Linked DNA regions of Mus musculus: region 2 is linked to region 1. A link is a loop called in an ENCODE intact Hi-C map of the cell type or tissue named here. Cell type or tissue: heart. All regions are shown on one strand.

Region 1 (8,000 bases):
GAGCCAGGTACTTTCAAATAGTGTGGTAGTTTACATATTACATTACAGCACGCCGGTTCTGTTCCGCTGTCGTACAATATACGCATTCCTAAGACTCACCGGGCTATGCAAAATTGCACAATAAAACCACAGGGCTTACAGAGAAATGGGCCATGGGTGCAGTACCAGGGGACTTTGTCAGTGAAATGAAAACAAAAACAGGAATCTAGTAAAAGGGCTAGTACAGGGCTGAACATGTTAAATCATTTAGAATATATAAATGCTACAATAAACGCGGCATTTTATTGTGAACAAAGACCTAGAACTTATGTATGAAGTGGATACCCACAGGGTGGCAGAGTATGAGTGGAGTTGAAGTGGGGAGGAAGGCTTCAACATTTTCAGCTTTTTTCTCCATCCTTGATACAGGCTTTTTGATACATACATTTGCCATGGGTACCCTCTTCACCAAATTTGAAAACGTGGTCTTTAGCTAACTTTTGTTTGTATCCCTGCTTGAAAGTTGTTTAATGCCTTTCTGATTTACTCCCAGAGCTCCATCCAACAGCTAAAGCCACTGGAAAATGACGTGATGTTTGAGACTACCAAACCAGCCACTCATACCAAAGTTGCTAGGTCTGCAGAATTTGGCAACATCTACGACTGTAAACAGAAAGCGCTTTATCTCTGTGAGAGAGCGGCCTTCCTGTTTCCACTGTGCGGTTTTCAGCCTCATCCATGTTCATTCTATCCCTCTGTTTCTTCCTTTTGAGACAAGATCTCACTATGATATAGTGTGGTACAGACTAGCCTCAAACTCAACATATCTCCTACTGCATTCTCCTGAGGGCTGGGATTACTCGTGTGTGCTACCCGAAGGGTCTACACTTCTACTTAGGACTATTCTTACTGATTTGCTAGCACTTGGAGTTATTACACACACACACACACACACACACACACACACACACACACACATTATACTTAACATATAATATTATATCTATATATCTATATATCTACATATCTACATATCTACATATATCTACATATATACATGATGCCATTGTTGGGATGTGCTCTCCTAAATTCATGTTATTGGAGGGTAGTGATGATGGAACTTTGGATCTAATGGGGACTGTTTAGGCTATAAGATCTCTACCTTCATAAAAACATGTGTGTGTGTGTGTGTGTGTGTTCATAAAAGTGAAAGGCTAGCGAAACCTAACCCTGTAGGATAGCACACTTGGTTAGGCTAATTATGAAAATTAGGATAATGTACCCTCAAAGCCACGGGGAGATATGTACATTTTGTGAATTCTGACAAGTTTTTTTTTTTTTAAAAACCTTTTGAGATTTTCTGTATTAACTTTCCCCCCATAGATAAAGTATATTATGCTGAAACGTATATTATGCTGAAATTTCCCCTTATATTATAATCTAACTGGAATGAACTCTCATTTTCTTTCTTTCTGTTTATCTTGTTTTAGTTGGGTTTTGTTGTTGTTGTTGTTGTTGTTGTTGTTGTTTGAGACAGAGTTTCTCTGTATAGTCCTGGCTGTCCTGAAATTCAGTCTGTAGGCCAGACTGGCCTTAAACTTGTAGATTTGCCTGCCTCTGCCTCCCAAGTGCTGGAATCAAGGGTGTGCACCACCACCCGCCAGCCCTTAAATCTTCTAACAAGTGTGACAGCTGATGTATACAGCACCCTCGCTCATCTTCAGCTCTTTGTTCAGGCTAATCCCAGGTTGGGTCTGGGAGAACTAACAACCCTGAGATACAGAGGGGAAAGCCGAAGGGTGTAGCACGGTCAACCTGTTGGAAGCCTGGACCGACCAGAGAGCAGCTTCAGGTTCCTCCATATCCTAGTTGCTGAAACTAGTTCTACCACCTTTGGAAATCGGTGAGCCAGAAAGATTTCTTCCTTCTCCATAAGGGATTTGCGTAATATAAGATTTCAGGAAATGCAGGGCTGACTGAGCAGAGTTTAAGTTTTGTCATTTTTAATATTTATTTATTTATTTATTTATTTTGAAGCTAGCTTGAAACTCCCAGTGTAGACCAGACCAGCTTGGAACTCACAGAGATCTGCTTACCTGTGCCTCATGAGTGCTCAGATTAAAGGAGTCCACAGTGTCTGGGCTATTTTTTTTAATATTTATCTTTTTATTGATACTTAAAATATTAAAAAAAAAAAAAAAACCTAGCTGGGCTGGGTGCACATGTCCACCTACCCCTACCTCTTGGGAGGTTGAAGCAAGAAAACTGCACCTTCCAGGCCAGCCTGGAATGCAGAGTGTTTACTGTCTCAACTCTTGCCCCCCAAGCCATCAACAGTGGGAACACACACCCATACCGTAATGGATACCATGTAAGGTTTCAATGCATATGTTTTGATTACAAATTAAACACTTTCAGGCAGGCAGGACAAGATAAAGGGAGATGTTTCTTCATCCCTGTCCCCCTAGTGTTGGATGGGAAGGTCTCAGTCCAGGCAGGAGGAATCTTTATAAAGGGGGGGGGGGGTTGACTCCGTTTGTTCCCATTTAGATTCTGTGTGCTTTTTTGTTTGTTTTGTTTTTCGAGACAGGGTTTCTCTGTAGCCCTGGCTGTCCTGGAACTCACTTTGTAGACCAGGCTGGCCTCGAACTCAGAAATCCACCTGCCTCTGCCTCCTAAGTGCTGGGATTAAAGGCATGCGCCACCACCCGGGCTGGTTCTGTGTGTTCTAAAGACAGCCTCCTGCACTGCCATTGTGACAGCCTTCATGATAATGGCTGTTACCATCCGGATTGCAGACTCCCTGGGTAGAAGTGAGTCCTTTCTCTGGTCCTACACTTTGTTTCAGAACTCCAGCTGACAACAGGGATGTCCCTAACCATGCTCCAATTGTGTTTCAGTGGCATCTCTATTCAGCGAGCGTCCCAGCTGCAGAGAATCCCTGCCTAAGTCTTTCATCCACTCCCCTGGGATCTGTTGAGGGCCCATCAGTACCAGGTTAGCTTCTCTCAGTCAGGGTTGCGGGAAGTTTAGCTGCCCCGGTCATTTTCCTACTTACTGGAAACCTGAAAAACTCGTCAATGACCTTCCCATGACCTGGGGTAGCAATTTCTCAACCTGTCGTTGCCTGTCACATTTGAGAGGAGGGCGGGATTAATTCTCTTCCATGGGTGTCTTTGTGCTTGGCTGAGCCCGAGGTCTCCTTCCATCCCTTCCACTCTCCCTCCCTCTTTTTCCTAGTTCTTCCTCATTTCTTTCCACATTCATGCCCTGGGACCTGTTCTACAAATATCCGAGGAGAAGAGAAAGAACAAACTAAACAGAGTGTTCTAAACGCTACAGGGTTTGTTTTGGTTTAATTTCATGAATGAGGCTATTGAACCGAGCAGCCGAGCAGCCGTGTCTCCTCTCTAACCTGTGCTTTTCGGGTCCTGTTTCCAGGTGCGGCGGAAAATCTGAGGCACCTTGGCTAGGAGCCCATGGTGAAACCCGGCTTTGGCTCCTGTCTCCCCATCCTCTATGAGCAGTGGCAGCTACAGCTGCTGGAGTGGGAGCTGCAGCAGTGGGGCGTGGCCTGCAGGGCTGTTGGAGTCCATCGCACACTGATGGAAAGGAAGCGGAACCTTCACTCAAGTTGGCCAAGCACAGAAACCACCAAGCAGGAAAAATGTGGGCGGGGCCGGGAGGAGAAGGTGGAGAGAGGTCTCAGGGTGTTGGGTTTTGAAACCTTCTGTCTTGACTGAGGCCCAGGCTCTCAGCACAGGGTCCCTGACACATGGCTGAGGAATTCCCAGTGGCCTTGGATGACATTTCAGTTCATTTCTCTGAGTCACACTTTCGGAGGGTTTCTCTTTTCTCACCAGAGGCAAGCGGGGGGGGGGGGGGGGGGGGAATGGGGTCGTTTGTGTTATTAGTAGGAGAGTTAAAGACATGAAAGAATGGAAAGAAAGGGTGTTAAGAAGGGAGAAATGATCTGGAAGTAGGGCCGGAAGAAGTGGTCACTGTAGTAACCAGTGGATAGATGAACAACCCAGACAGACTTCGCCCTTCTGCCTCTTACTGTGGTGGCAGAGCAAGACTTGGAGCTGTTGGGCTTGCCTTTCCATCACAAATACTCATCGAGTACCTTCCATGGTCCTTTCTGTTCCGGTTACTAGAGATACGAGGCAGAGTCGTTTGCAGAATGTCCTGCCCTTGTGAGGGTTGCTTCAATGGAGGAGAAACTCACTGAGCAGAGCAACAGTGGTCAAATGGAGCCTTTGATCCAAACTCTTTTGAGTTTTTAACCTAGATCTGAGATTTAACAGAATGCTCAGGGCCCAGGTGCTGCAAACATCCTCTGCTGGAGAGGTGGGTGCGTAGGAAAAGGCCACGCCCATTAGTGGCGCCCGGGCTTCTGTAGCTCAGCATCAACCACAGGGTCTTAACTTGGAACTGCACAATCCCCCATGGTGACACCTCCTCTCTCCCAAAAGGGTGGGCAGGATGTGGAGCTGACAGGGAAAGAAGGGGTCTTTTAGTGTTCCTTGTCCCTTTGGGCACTCTAAAGGTCATCTAGGTTAAAAGTCCTCATCACGGGGCTGGAGAGATGCTTAGCAGCCAAGAAGACTGGCTGCTTTTCCACAGGACCCGGGTTCAATTGTCTGCATCCACGTGGCAGACACAATTGTCTGCAACTCCAGTCTCAAGGGTTCTGATGCCCTCTTCTGGTCCCCACAGGTAACACATGTGTCAGCAGGACTTAGAGGCAAACCATAAAAATACATAAAAATAAATAAACGAAATAAAAAGAGGTAGTTAAAAAAAATCCTCATCGTGTAAATTCTAGACTCCAAAAGTGTGTCTAGAGCCAGGAAAATCCACATCCTAGATCCAATAGGATTTCAAATTTCCGGCAGAGAAACAGAGAGAACACCGTTGACAGATGAGCTTCACTGCGGCTTGGCTTGGATTAATGAATCTGGGGCTGTTTCTTACAAAAGCACCATTGGCAGCCAAAAAAGCATTAATTTGGAAAGGGAAGGAAGGCCATACTGAGGAGCAGCTGAGAGCCAAGGACCCAGAAGCAGAGCTCTGGAGTTCATGCTGGGCTTGCCTTTAAGTAGCTTTGCTGAAGCTGGCACTACAAGCTGAGCAATGGAGACCAGAATGCCTGGAGCCCTTGGGGAAGGTCTCACCCAAGCTCAGAGCAAGCACTGCTAAGGAGGAGGGCAACATGAAAAGACGGGAGGAAACCAGTGCTAAAGGTATGAACTATAGCATGCAGCTAGGATCCCAGCATCTCACAGAACTTTAGAGCCCACCAGAGTGAGGGGCTGAGATGCCTCTCTAGTGCTGGAGGGAGTATAGCCCCCTGCTTAGCTAACCTTTTGATGAGGGTTCAGGCAGGGCCAACACTCACTGACACCCTTCCCCCCAACACTCACCCTGGCCATCTGTCTGCTCTCTAAAGCTCACCGTCTGGCTGGGTCCTCAGGGCCCTGTTCCCCTAACTGACCTCCAAGTGACTTCCACTCACTAGTCCTCTGAGGGACAGGCAGCCTCCGAGCAAAAACCATGGCAATAAGGAAGGAGGGAGAGGAGAGACAGGAGTGGAGGAAGGAGAAAAGAAATGTGGAGGGAGATGGCTAATAACATTATTTCATTGCTTATCCCTGTAATGTTGCTATTGTTACAAATCATAAATATCAGATATGCAGGAGATCTGATATGAGACCCCCAAAGGGGTTACAACCCACAGGTTAAGACCCACTGGTCTAGCACTGCCTTTAAAAGCCAAACGGCCAGGAAGGCAGAGCCCCCCCAGTCCTCTCTGACACCTCCCACCCGCTTTCTTCATCCTGCCTACATCTCAGCTAACCTGGTTCTCCAAGTGCTGCTGACACTCCTTGATTCCCCTCCCCCTCCCTGTCAATCACTAGTGGAGAGATGGCTCAATTCACCTCCATGGCTGCTGGGAAGATCTCAGTTACTCTTTCAAAGGCTTCTCTCCATACACCCGAGACACCTACAGAACCTGTAGTGGTCGGGCCAGACCTTTGATGGCTGTACAGTAAGTTAGACTTTCACATGCACTCGCATGTCTATGCACATTTATGAAGGGTAAGAGGAGTGTTTAGCCACAGTTCCAACAAAGGGGTTTTGGATTTCACACATCAGGGGCTAGGAAAAGTGCTGGTAAGTGGTCATCCAAAAATAGGAACTAAGGCAGACCGGTGATTAAATATTCATAGAGAAAACCTGCCATACACAATGTGGCCTATGTATGCCTCTTTACCTGGACATGAAATAAACTGTTTTCATTATTATTTTTTGCTTAAAACGAGAAGTAGAACATGCAATGTACTTATGGTCCAGGCCAGTCCCTAGGTCTGTGGCCTTCAGGATGAGCGATTGAGAGACCTTGGCAGGTGTGATAGATACTGCCTTACTAGGGATCAGCTGAATTCTATTAACATAAGTAGGAGTTATTTGCCATTCGAACAAATTGGTTCATTATCCACGTGATATTTAAGAAAAGCTAATGCAGAAATTATAATCCCATCCCGAAATCAATCTGTGGAAAAGTATGCATGATAGCCATGAAACAAAATTCTGCCCGGGATGTTTCTGAGACTGCTAAGGATGCACACGGGCTGACAGAGGACACTTGGACCTTCTCAGACTCAAGCCAACCACCCAGGTTCCCAATGGCTTCTCAAGGCTTAGAAGCATTAGAAGCACGGAGGAGAGCAGCCGGAGGGAGGCTCAGGCAGCCCTCTCATTCTTAGTCTTCTCTCTGTGGCAGCCAATCCCTTTGAAACATTTCCAGGGAGCTCCTTGGGAGGCAGATGTGCTACACTGTGACTTGGACCCTTGATCTTGATGACACTGAATGAATCCAGTCTGTGTATTTGCCACTGAACAAATGGAGCTTGGTGGGGCCGTCTGTACTTCTGCACGCTTTTGCTTGTCAATGGTGTCTTCCTTCCCCATCCTTCCTCTAGAGTGCACCATGAACAAGCAGCCCTGCAGGCATTATTTGTGCTTGACTGGGACCACTTGATCTTACCTAGGGAAGGCTGCCAGCCTTCCCTGACAGAAGCGATGGCACTGGGAGAAAGAAAAAAAGAAAAGAAATTGGGCAATAGTCTTGTGTACTCTCAGCCCTACCATAGATGGTCTTTTGCAGGAAACTAATCAACAGGATCAAAAGAAGCTAGTTTCTCGTACACATAGGGGGACGGCAGATGAACTGGGCACTGTTGTTTCACACCCTGTGCCAGTCATTGTCAACCACAGAGTAAGTCATAACACATTACGAGGATTATAGTTTATGGAAAGATTCTTTATTTTTGGCAGGACACTACACACCTTCACTTTTTAAATTGTCCTTTCCAAACCTAGGGCTCGCCCTTCCTTCCTTCCTTCCTTCCTTCCTTCCTTCCTTCCTTCCTTCCTTCCTTCCTCCCTCCCTCCCTCCCTCTCTCCCTCCCTCCTCTCTCTCTCCCTTTCTTTCCTTCCTTCTTTCTCTTCCTTCTTTTCTTTCTTCCTTTCTTCCTCTCTCTTTCTTTAGATTTCTTTTCGCCCCCAAAGAACTGTATCTCATTGTTTTGCTTCACACAAGCTTGCCAGCCAACTCCCAATTCCCCTCAGCCTTTTCTTAAGCAGAAATCATATATACATAATTAACTATTGCATCACATAGGGTTAAAATGAACCCACTGTGTATTGGCCCTTCAACAATCCTGCTTTTCCTCTGAAAATGGTTCATTCCTTAAGGCTGGCTTAGAGGGAGGAAAACCTCTCACATCATATTTTTCTTGCTTTCCAGGCTGATCTGGAAGGTGACGATAGGTCGTGAGCCATAGCCTCTGCAAGGATGTTACAACCCTAGAGCCCAGGGGAAGGTGCAGATGTGTTTGGAATGTAACAAAAGGGAACAATTGCCAGTGTGCATTGCACAGGACCCTGAGGGTTTTGGTTTTTTTCTAAACTCTTTATTCAAACCTAGAGCACACACAGTCCTGTTAGCTACTCAG
Region 2 (8,000 bases), 340 kb before region 1:
CTAGAGAGGCTGAGGTTGGTGACGCCATCAGATGCGCCTGAAAGTGGATGAGGAGACAAATCCTCATGTCCCTTGCTGGATTCATCCTCGGTACTGGGGTTGCCATCCGATTCGCTGTTCAGGGGGAGGAGAAGACATTTGTGAAGGTCAAGGGATTGACAATCGACATAGTTTGTAAAACATCCTTCAAACTCATTAACGGCAACATTTAAGCAAAGCACAATAGAATTATCTGCTGGCCCTGTTGAAACTATGAGGTTTTAAGCCAATTCTGCCCAGCCAGGGAATGAGATGATGCATTTGGACCCCTTAAAAAAATAAACTTATAGCTGGGTGTGGTGGCGCATGCCTTTAATCCCAGCACTCGGGAGGCAGAGGCAGGCGGATTTCTGAGTTCGAGGCCAGCCTGGTCTACAGAGTGAGTTCCAGGACAGCCAGGGCTATACAGAGACAACCCTGTCTCGGAAAACAAAACAAAACAAAACAAAAACAAAAAAAAAACCCAACCAAACAAACAAAAAATAAAATAAAATCAGAGAAAGACCAGAAGGATGGACAATGTAAAATTCAACTGAAAGCACTTTAATACTGTGTTTTCATTCCTAGAGCATTCCTAGGCTACTCCAACTGTTAAAAGGACTGCTACCTCTGCCATAGAAGCGATTCATGAAATGTTAATGGGTCGTCTTGCTGTTTAGGAGAGCCAGTTCAGATTCATGTTATTTTTAAGGTAGATGGAATCGCCAAAGGAGCAGGAGGGGTGAGGTGTTCAGTTGTATTTGCCAGTTAGGTAACCAGAGGCCATTTTCTCAACTGTTCCCAAATCTCTATTCCACCAGAGAGACAACTCTCACTCAATAAAGTGCTTTGCCCTTGTAGGAAAGACACTCGCAACTCTCCATATGCACAGTTGCCTTTGAATCCAAAGGAAGCCATAAGGGCTTATTTAACACACACCATCCAGTGCTCTGGTGAGGTGGGAGGGAAAAGGTGAGCATCACTCAGTGGCCTTGTCACTATCAGACTCCTGCCCTGAGTCTTCAGTCCTCCTATTCCAGGATCCTGGACATAAGGGAAATACCAAGTTCGGGTCAGGGAGGAATGGTGGCAGTTTTCCTCTTTGGTTTGAATCTGGGCGGGGCAGGACAGAAGCAGTTTGGAAGCCTGGTGAGACTTGGTCCAGCTGAGGATCCAACATCCCAATGTGGTCGGTTTCCTTTCAAGCCGAGGGGAGGGGATTACCCAGGCTTTGGGCTTTGGGGCCAGGAGCGCAGAAAGCGCTTTGATTTATGAGCTGAAGCAGAGCAGCCGTCGCCATTGGTGAGGGTGACTCACCAGGGGTGCGGGTGGGAGGTAGATCCGGAGAGGGGCCTATACCAGGCAACTGGGCTGGGGGTTGAGGGTGTGGAGTTAATGGGGAGGAGGATGAAGTCAGCAGAGCATGGCTCAGGATATGTGTGTGTGTGTGTGTGTGTGTGTGTGTGTGTGTGTAGATTAGATCCTGGGAACTGGGCCGGTTCCATAGCAAAGGTTACAGGACAGCTGGTCAGCATGTGCCACCGGCTTCCTACCCAGTGCCTAGGAGATTCCTTCAGTCCATCTGCAGAGCACTCCGGGGTAGGTGGGGTCTCCTAACCAGTGCTCTTTCTTCGGGTCGCCCCCTCTCTCAAGACGGAGAGGGTGCTCGCAGGTCGCCCGGCATGTTTTGTTTATGGTTACCCGCAACAAGGGTCAGGGCTGCACAGTGCGCCTCTCTCCCTGCCTGGGGTGAGCTGTGGGCCTCCAGCTCCACCCGGGCGCAGGGCATAGTAGCGAGGGAGGGCTCTGGAATGCGCAGGGTGATCACCTTCACCTGGCCCAGGCTGGCTGCTTCCATGGCTCCCGGGTTCCTTCCCAGAGCAAAACATTTGAACTGCATTTTGATTCTCTTCTCCCCAATCCCCGCGGGGAGGGGGCCATCAACCTTCTGCTTACTTTACCCTTACAACAACAACAACAACAACAACAACAGCAGCAGCAGCAGCAGCAGCAGCAGCAACAACAACCACTACACACCTAAACAACAACACACCCACACACACAAACACCCACACACAGCCAAGGGTCTGACTCTAGCAGACACAAAAGAGAAGAACAAAACAAAACAAAACAAAAACCCTGCATTTTATACGAAAGAGAGAGAGAGAGAGAGAGAGTGTGTGTGGGTCTGTGTGTGTGTAGGATGGCTGAAGGAGGACTGAGTGGATAGCTCCCCTACTTCTTTCCTGCTGCCCACCTTATGCCAGCCGGCTTGTCTCCTATTCCCAAAGTCAGTAGGGGATCATGCTGTGTTAGGGGGTCCAAGAAACTGTCCTTCAGTCCTGCCACCTCTGAGGCACTGTAACCCGATCCGAAGTTGTTCAGAATCAGGTTTCAAAACACCGCAGAGACGAGCAGCACCCACACCCCACGCTGCCCTAGCAGCGATGGGAACCGCGGCGGGCAGGGTAAATGATTAACTCTGTCATATTAAAGCCTCGACGTCCCCAGACCCCATCTGAGCCACTAGTCTCCATTAACTCTCCTTTTCCTTCCAGAGAGCCCCTGGTGACCTCCAGGGCAAGCCCGGGCTTCAGTCGAACCCTGGGTACCCTGGAGCGTGTGCGCACTCCAGGCTCCGGGTAACCCCGCGGAGGCAGGGACCCCGGCCGGCGCCGGCAGCCCCTGCGGGCCCAGAGCTGCCGTGAGAGCAGCCTTGCCGGCAGCGTGCGCACACATTCCCTAAAAGAACCAAGGCGAGAGTGGCAACTTCAAAGGCAGCAGGATGGGGGTGGGAAGCCGGGCAGCAGTGACCAGCCGAGGTGGGGGCGGGGACTGGACCTAAGAGGGCGACCAGAAACTTCTGGGGGCAGGAGGGGGAGGGTTAGGAGGGAGGATCCCCCGCCCGCTCGTTGCCACCGTCGTCCCCCCTACCACCCCGGTAGGGAAGCGAGGTGGGGGGCGGGGAGAGGTGGGCAGCCGGACCAGGCTGGTGGGGAAGGTAAGCGCCATGTTTTCGAGCGCTAGGAGGAAAAGAAAGCTGGGAAAGGGTGGGGGGAGGAAGGGGGAGGAGGAAAGTTGGCGCTCACCTTTTGGACTGGGTCTCGGAGGGGTTTCGGTCACGCTGCCGCCGGTTCTTGAACCAGTTGCTGACCTGGGTGAGGGAGAGGCCGGTGATCTTGGCCAGGTGCCGCTTCTCAGCCGGCGAGGGGTAGCGATTCTGCTTGTAGAGCTCCTTGAGCGCGTTGCGCGACTTCTCCTTGAAACAATACACCGTCTCCTCGCCGTCCCAGATGGTGCGGGGCAAGGGGAATTTCCTGCGCAGCCGGTACTTGTCCACGGCGCCCAGCGGCCGGCCGCGCGCTCGCTCGGCCTCGGTGTAGCGCGCCTTGTACCAGAGCTGCTGCAGCAGCGGATGGTTGGCCGACTCGAAGCTGTGGCTCTCGAGGATGCTGTACAACTCAGGGTAGATGCCCTGGTGGAAGGCCACGAGCGCTCGCGCCTTCAGAAGGCTCTCGTTGCCACGTAGCAGATCGCTCTGGGGCAGGGACCAAAGAAACCGGGCCAGGCGGTCCAGGTTGCCCCCCTGCTGCAACGCCTCGCACACGCAGGCGACATGGTCCGGCGAGAAGGCCAGTGGGGGCTGCGCGGCGGCTGCGTGCTGGTGCCTGCCCAGAAGTTCCGAGTGGAGTTGTACCTGATCTGCCGCTCCCGCCGCCGCTGCCCCTTCCTCCCGGCTTACCCTGGAGGCAGCCGCGGCGTCCCCCGGCTCCAGGGGGAAAGGAGCTGGAGCCGGGGGGCTCAGCCCAGCCGCCGCGCCCCCCGCCACTTCTCGGTGCGCCTCCTGTCCTTCCGAGGCGCTTTCCATCCCATTCTCCTGCTTGATGTCCGCCGCACTTGCAATCTGCCCGGTGGGGGAGGAAGAGGACATTTTTTGTTGTTTATTTTCCTCCCTCCCTCACTCCCTCGCACTCTTTTCCTCTTTCTTTCCCCCTCTCTTACTCCTCCTTCTTCGCCTCCCTCCCCCTCCCCCCTCCGGAAAGCCCACTCCCTCCCTCCCGGTTTCGGCTGGATCTGGCCGATCAGGTTTCCCCCAGGCCACGCAGTCACCATTAAGATAGCTGCTAGAGCAAAGTAGTGTAAACGGATAGCTGCTTTCTGCCGTTCCCCCAACGTGACTCCTCCGGTTGCTGCATACTATATGGCACTGGCCGCCCGGCCGGCCCGGCCGAGCCACCCCATTGGCTATTTCGCATTCAGTGGGAGGAGGAGACACCGTTTCTATCCCTGTCGATCACCCGCCTCCCACTCCACCCCTTGCCTTTCCCTCTCTCCCTGACCCCCAGGCACCTTTACCTGCCGGAAAACACCGACATTCTTTTCTGGCCAAGCTTCTGAATGGGCAGTTATTTAGTGTGGCCTGAAAATTGGACAGCTCTTTCAAAGAAAGGCCCAGTGATTCCCAAGGGAATACTAATCGCGTGACCTTAAAGTCTGGACAGCTAAAATTTTAACAAAGAGACCACCCTCAGTATGTAGATAACAAAACTTCAGAGACTAATTCCGAAGCTCCCCAGCACCTCCTCCCCCCACCCCCCAAACTAAGGGATGTCTTTATTAAGGATGTGTATTCAAGAGTCAAGAACAGCACTAAGGAATGCTCTGATAGAGAAGCATTGGTAGTAATGAAAATTCCGGAGGGGGAGATCTTGAAAAACCTTGAAATGAGCAGTGTGTGTAGCCCACCGAGATGACAAAGGCAAGAAGCATTAAAAAAAAAAAAAGGCAGAAACCCTGAGATGGACCTAATACAAATAAGCATATAGAAAATAAACCTGGATGTTTATACTGGGTAAGTAGTATAGAAGAGAGCTAAATTATAATGGACTAGGGCATAAATCTATTTACCATAGTAGAAACATTCAAAATGTGGATACCATCAGCACCCCCCTACACACACACACACACACACACACACACACACACATACACACACACACACACACACACACACACACGATGTGGTGCTGGAATGGATAAATAGTTTCTCTTTGAAGGTGATAGATAGGTCTGGGAAGAACACCATCTCTATATGCGGGTCTATTGGAAGAGATCCGGACAGAATCAGCAACCCTTGCTAGGATTGCTCCGCCAGGGTTGAGGCTGAAGGGAGGAGGTGCAATGTGGCTATCTTCAGTTGGGATTCTGTCCTTCATGGTTTGCATGAGGTCTTAGCTCAGAGAGGGATGGTGAGCCTGTCTCTGGCTACTGTGGGCCAGTTGAATTTGTTTGCATATGCTTCTTCTCAAACTCTTAACAGCTAAATGTCCTCCCCCTAACCTTTACTTCAGGGTGGCCTTGTAGTGTTTCTGCTTCCCAGTCACTCATAACTGCCTATTTCAGCATGTTGTCAGGCAGCTGTTCAGGTCACCTGCTGTCACTTCAATTTGGTGAGGTTTGCTTTCTTCCCATTTCTTCCCTTCCCTTCCCTTCCCTTCCCTTCCCTTCCCTTCCCTTCCCTTCCCTTCCCTTCCCTTCCCTTCCCTTCCCTTCCCTTCCCTTCCCTTCCCTTTTCCCTTCCCTTTTCCCTTCCCTTTTCCTGTTCCCTTTCCTTTTCCCTTTCTCTCTCTCTCTTCCTTCCTTCCTTCCTTCCTTCCTTCCTTCCTTCCTTCCTTCCTTCCTTCCTTCCTCTCTCTCCCTCTCTCTCTCTCTCTCTCTCTCTCTCTCTCTCTCTCTCTCTTTCTTTCTTTCTTTCTTTCTTTCTTTCTTTCTTTCTTGTGTTTTTGTTTTTTCGAGACAGGGTTTCTCTGTGTAGCTCTAGCTGACCTGGAACTCACTTTGTAGACCAGGCTGGCCTCAAACTCAGAAATCCACCTGCCTCTGCCTCCCAAGTGCTGGGATTAAAGGCATGCGCCACCACCGCCGGCTCTTTTTTTCTTTTTTCTTTCTTTCTACCACTTTATTCTTGGTTAGCTGAGATATTTGATACATAACCTAACTGCTCTCCATTAAAATGTTTATTTGTGTGTGTGTGTGCATGCGCGAGCACATGCAAGAACACACATGCCAGCCATGACACATGTGTGAAGGTCAGAGGACAACTCGAGAGTTGGTTGTCTGATTTTGATTCTCTTCTTCCACTGTATTGGTGCTGGGGATTGAACTCAGGTGAACTGTGAGGCTTAATGGCAAGCACCTTTGCACGGTCAGCTATCTCAGTAGCCCCCACTTCTCTCCTTCTTTTTTGCTTCAAAAACAGTATCCTAGTGTGGTGAAATTGTAAGTGACATCTTCGGCAGATTTAAAATTGATAACCATAGGCAACACTTTATATCTCTCCTCCTTTGAAAACGTCCGGATAGCTATCAAGTTCAGGATAATATTTGAGTTTAAAACTTCCTTGCTTTTTAAATTTTTTCTTGCACTTAAAAACATTTTTTTATTTTAGGATAATTTTGATTTACTGATAAATCATAAAAATAGTAAAGAGAGTTTCTACTTACCCTTCACATACTTGTCCCTAATCCTTACACCTTATAGCAGTACATTTGTGTGAGTTGACCACATTGGCATATTATGCACCATAATTAATTCATTATAGACTTCATTATTTGACGTTCATTCTTTTTTTTTTTTTTTTTTTACTACTTTCTGCTTTTCAGTCCAATCTGGGTGGGCATTCGGCTTTTGGTTCTTTGAATTTTATTTATCAGAGCAAAGTAGATAAGAAGTCGCATGGTTTCATGGAAAAGATACATATTTAAGGGTCAGCTATCAAGGCTTGGGTTCAGTCCTAGCTCTGCCATTATACACTTACAGTATAAAAAGTAGAAAAGATTCCTGTAAAGATCAAATAAGTCTTTCCAAAAAGAACTTGATGCATAATTAATCTAATGTAAAAAATTGTTATCTTCCTATTGATAATACACGGAAGGAGACTTTTCAGTTTTATATACCTAATTTAAAATTTCTTTGGCCAGGTTATGAGGTCATAGGAGTTAGCTTTAAAATGATTATCAATCAAGTATAGTGCATGGCTTAGAAAAGAACATAATTTTTGAACTTTTGATCATTGGCTTTCTATATTGTCTCTAGTGCACTAAGTCTACCAGGTTCTATGTAAGCACTGGTGACTCTGTCAGATCTGTAATAGTGCGTCTGTGGAAACAATGGATCTTGGAGGCTGGAGGATTCAATTCCTAGGAGGTTTACAAAGTCCTGCTACAGATTTGAATTTTGTGAATTGATACACCAGTTGCAGAAGGTGTTCCTAGAGTCAGAAATCTTAGTCTCCCAGTGCTTGGGCAGGGTGAATTCAGAGTATGCCCTGGCACAGTTCCTAGTAGATTCAAACATGGTCAGTGACATTGGAATGGAACTGTATTTTGTGTGGAGTTTATCTTGGAGCATGGGTTACACCCAGTGGTGTTTGAAATTGCTTCTGTTTCATTCCTCCGCCATGTTGGGAGTTTTGACTCTGCTGCGCTGGCATGCAGTGTCATGCTGTGTTGTGATCTTGAAGAGTGGAAGAGTGGAGGCTGAGAGGGTGTGGTGGGAAGAGCAAGAGGAAAACCAAATTCTTGTTTCAGAAAGCAAGCAGGTGCTCTTGCCATCTTAGTGCCTGGAAGAAAATTGGGTTCAGTACAACATGTTATGTTGGAGTTCATGTGATTTTTTTTTCTTTTCTTTTTTTAACCAAGAAGACAGATTTCTTTTCCTTCCTTCCTTCCTTCCTTCCTTCCTTCCTTCCTTCCTTCCTTCCTCCCTCCCTTCTTTCCTTTCTCTTTCCTTTCTTTTCCTTTTCTTTTCTCTTTCCTTTTTTTTTTTTTTGATTTTTGAGACAGTGTTTATCCTTGTTCTGGAACAAACTCTGTAGACCAGGCTGTCCCTGAACTCATACAAATCTGCCTTTCACTTTTTCCTGAGTGCTGGAACTAAAGGTATGGCACCACTGCCTGGCTTTAGATTTCTTTAAAATTAAG

The links. Peaks named below come from ENCODE experiments on the same cell type or tissue, not always from the same donor. Only the 100,000 strongest peaks of a DNase experiment are listed, where the experiment ranks them.
Region 2: it touches region 1 in a loop (2.1-fold over the local background); 2 of 42 quality-filtered maps call a loop at or near these places.

The regions. Positions count from the first base shown.
Region 1 is chr12:73,445,672-73,453,671 of GRCm38, forward strand. It overlaps Gm33929 (a long non-coding RNA gene), which reads left to right. Exons shown (of 3, transcript XR_001780532.2): 2 at 2,880-2,976; 3 at 3,421-3,676. It overlaps Gm34080 (a long non-coding RNA gene), which reads left to right and starts at 4,906. Exons shown (of 4, transcript XR_381684.3): 1 at 4,906-5,225. In heart, a CTCF peak has its summit at 4,688 (motif pointing left); DNase peaks (open chromatin) are centred at 3,610 and 5,120; H3K27ac peaks cover 945 bases.
Region 2 is chr12:73,109,236-73,117,235 of GRCm38, forward strand. It overlaps Six4 (sine oculis-related homeobox 4), which reads right to left and starts at 4,010. Exons shown (of 3, transcript NM_011382.3): 1 at 3,108-4,010; 2 at 1-114. The coding sequence starts at 3,949. It also overlaps a transcript of Mnat1 not described here. In heart, no CTCF peak of the experiment used is centred here; DNase peaks (open chromatin) are centred at 3,216 and 4,246; H3K4me3 peaks cover 3,677 bases; H3K27ac peaks cover 3,089 bases.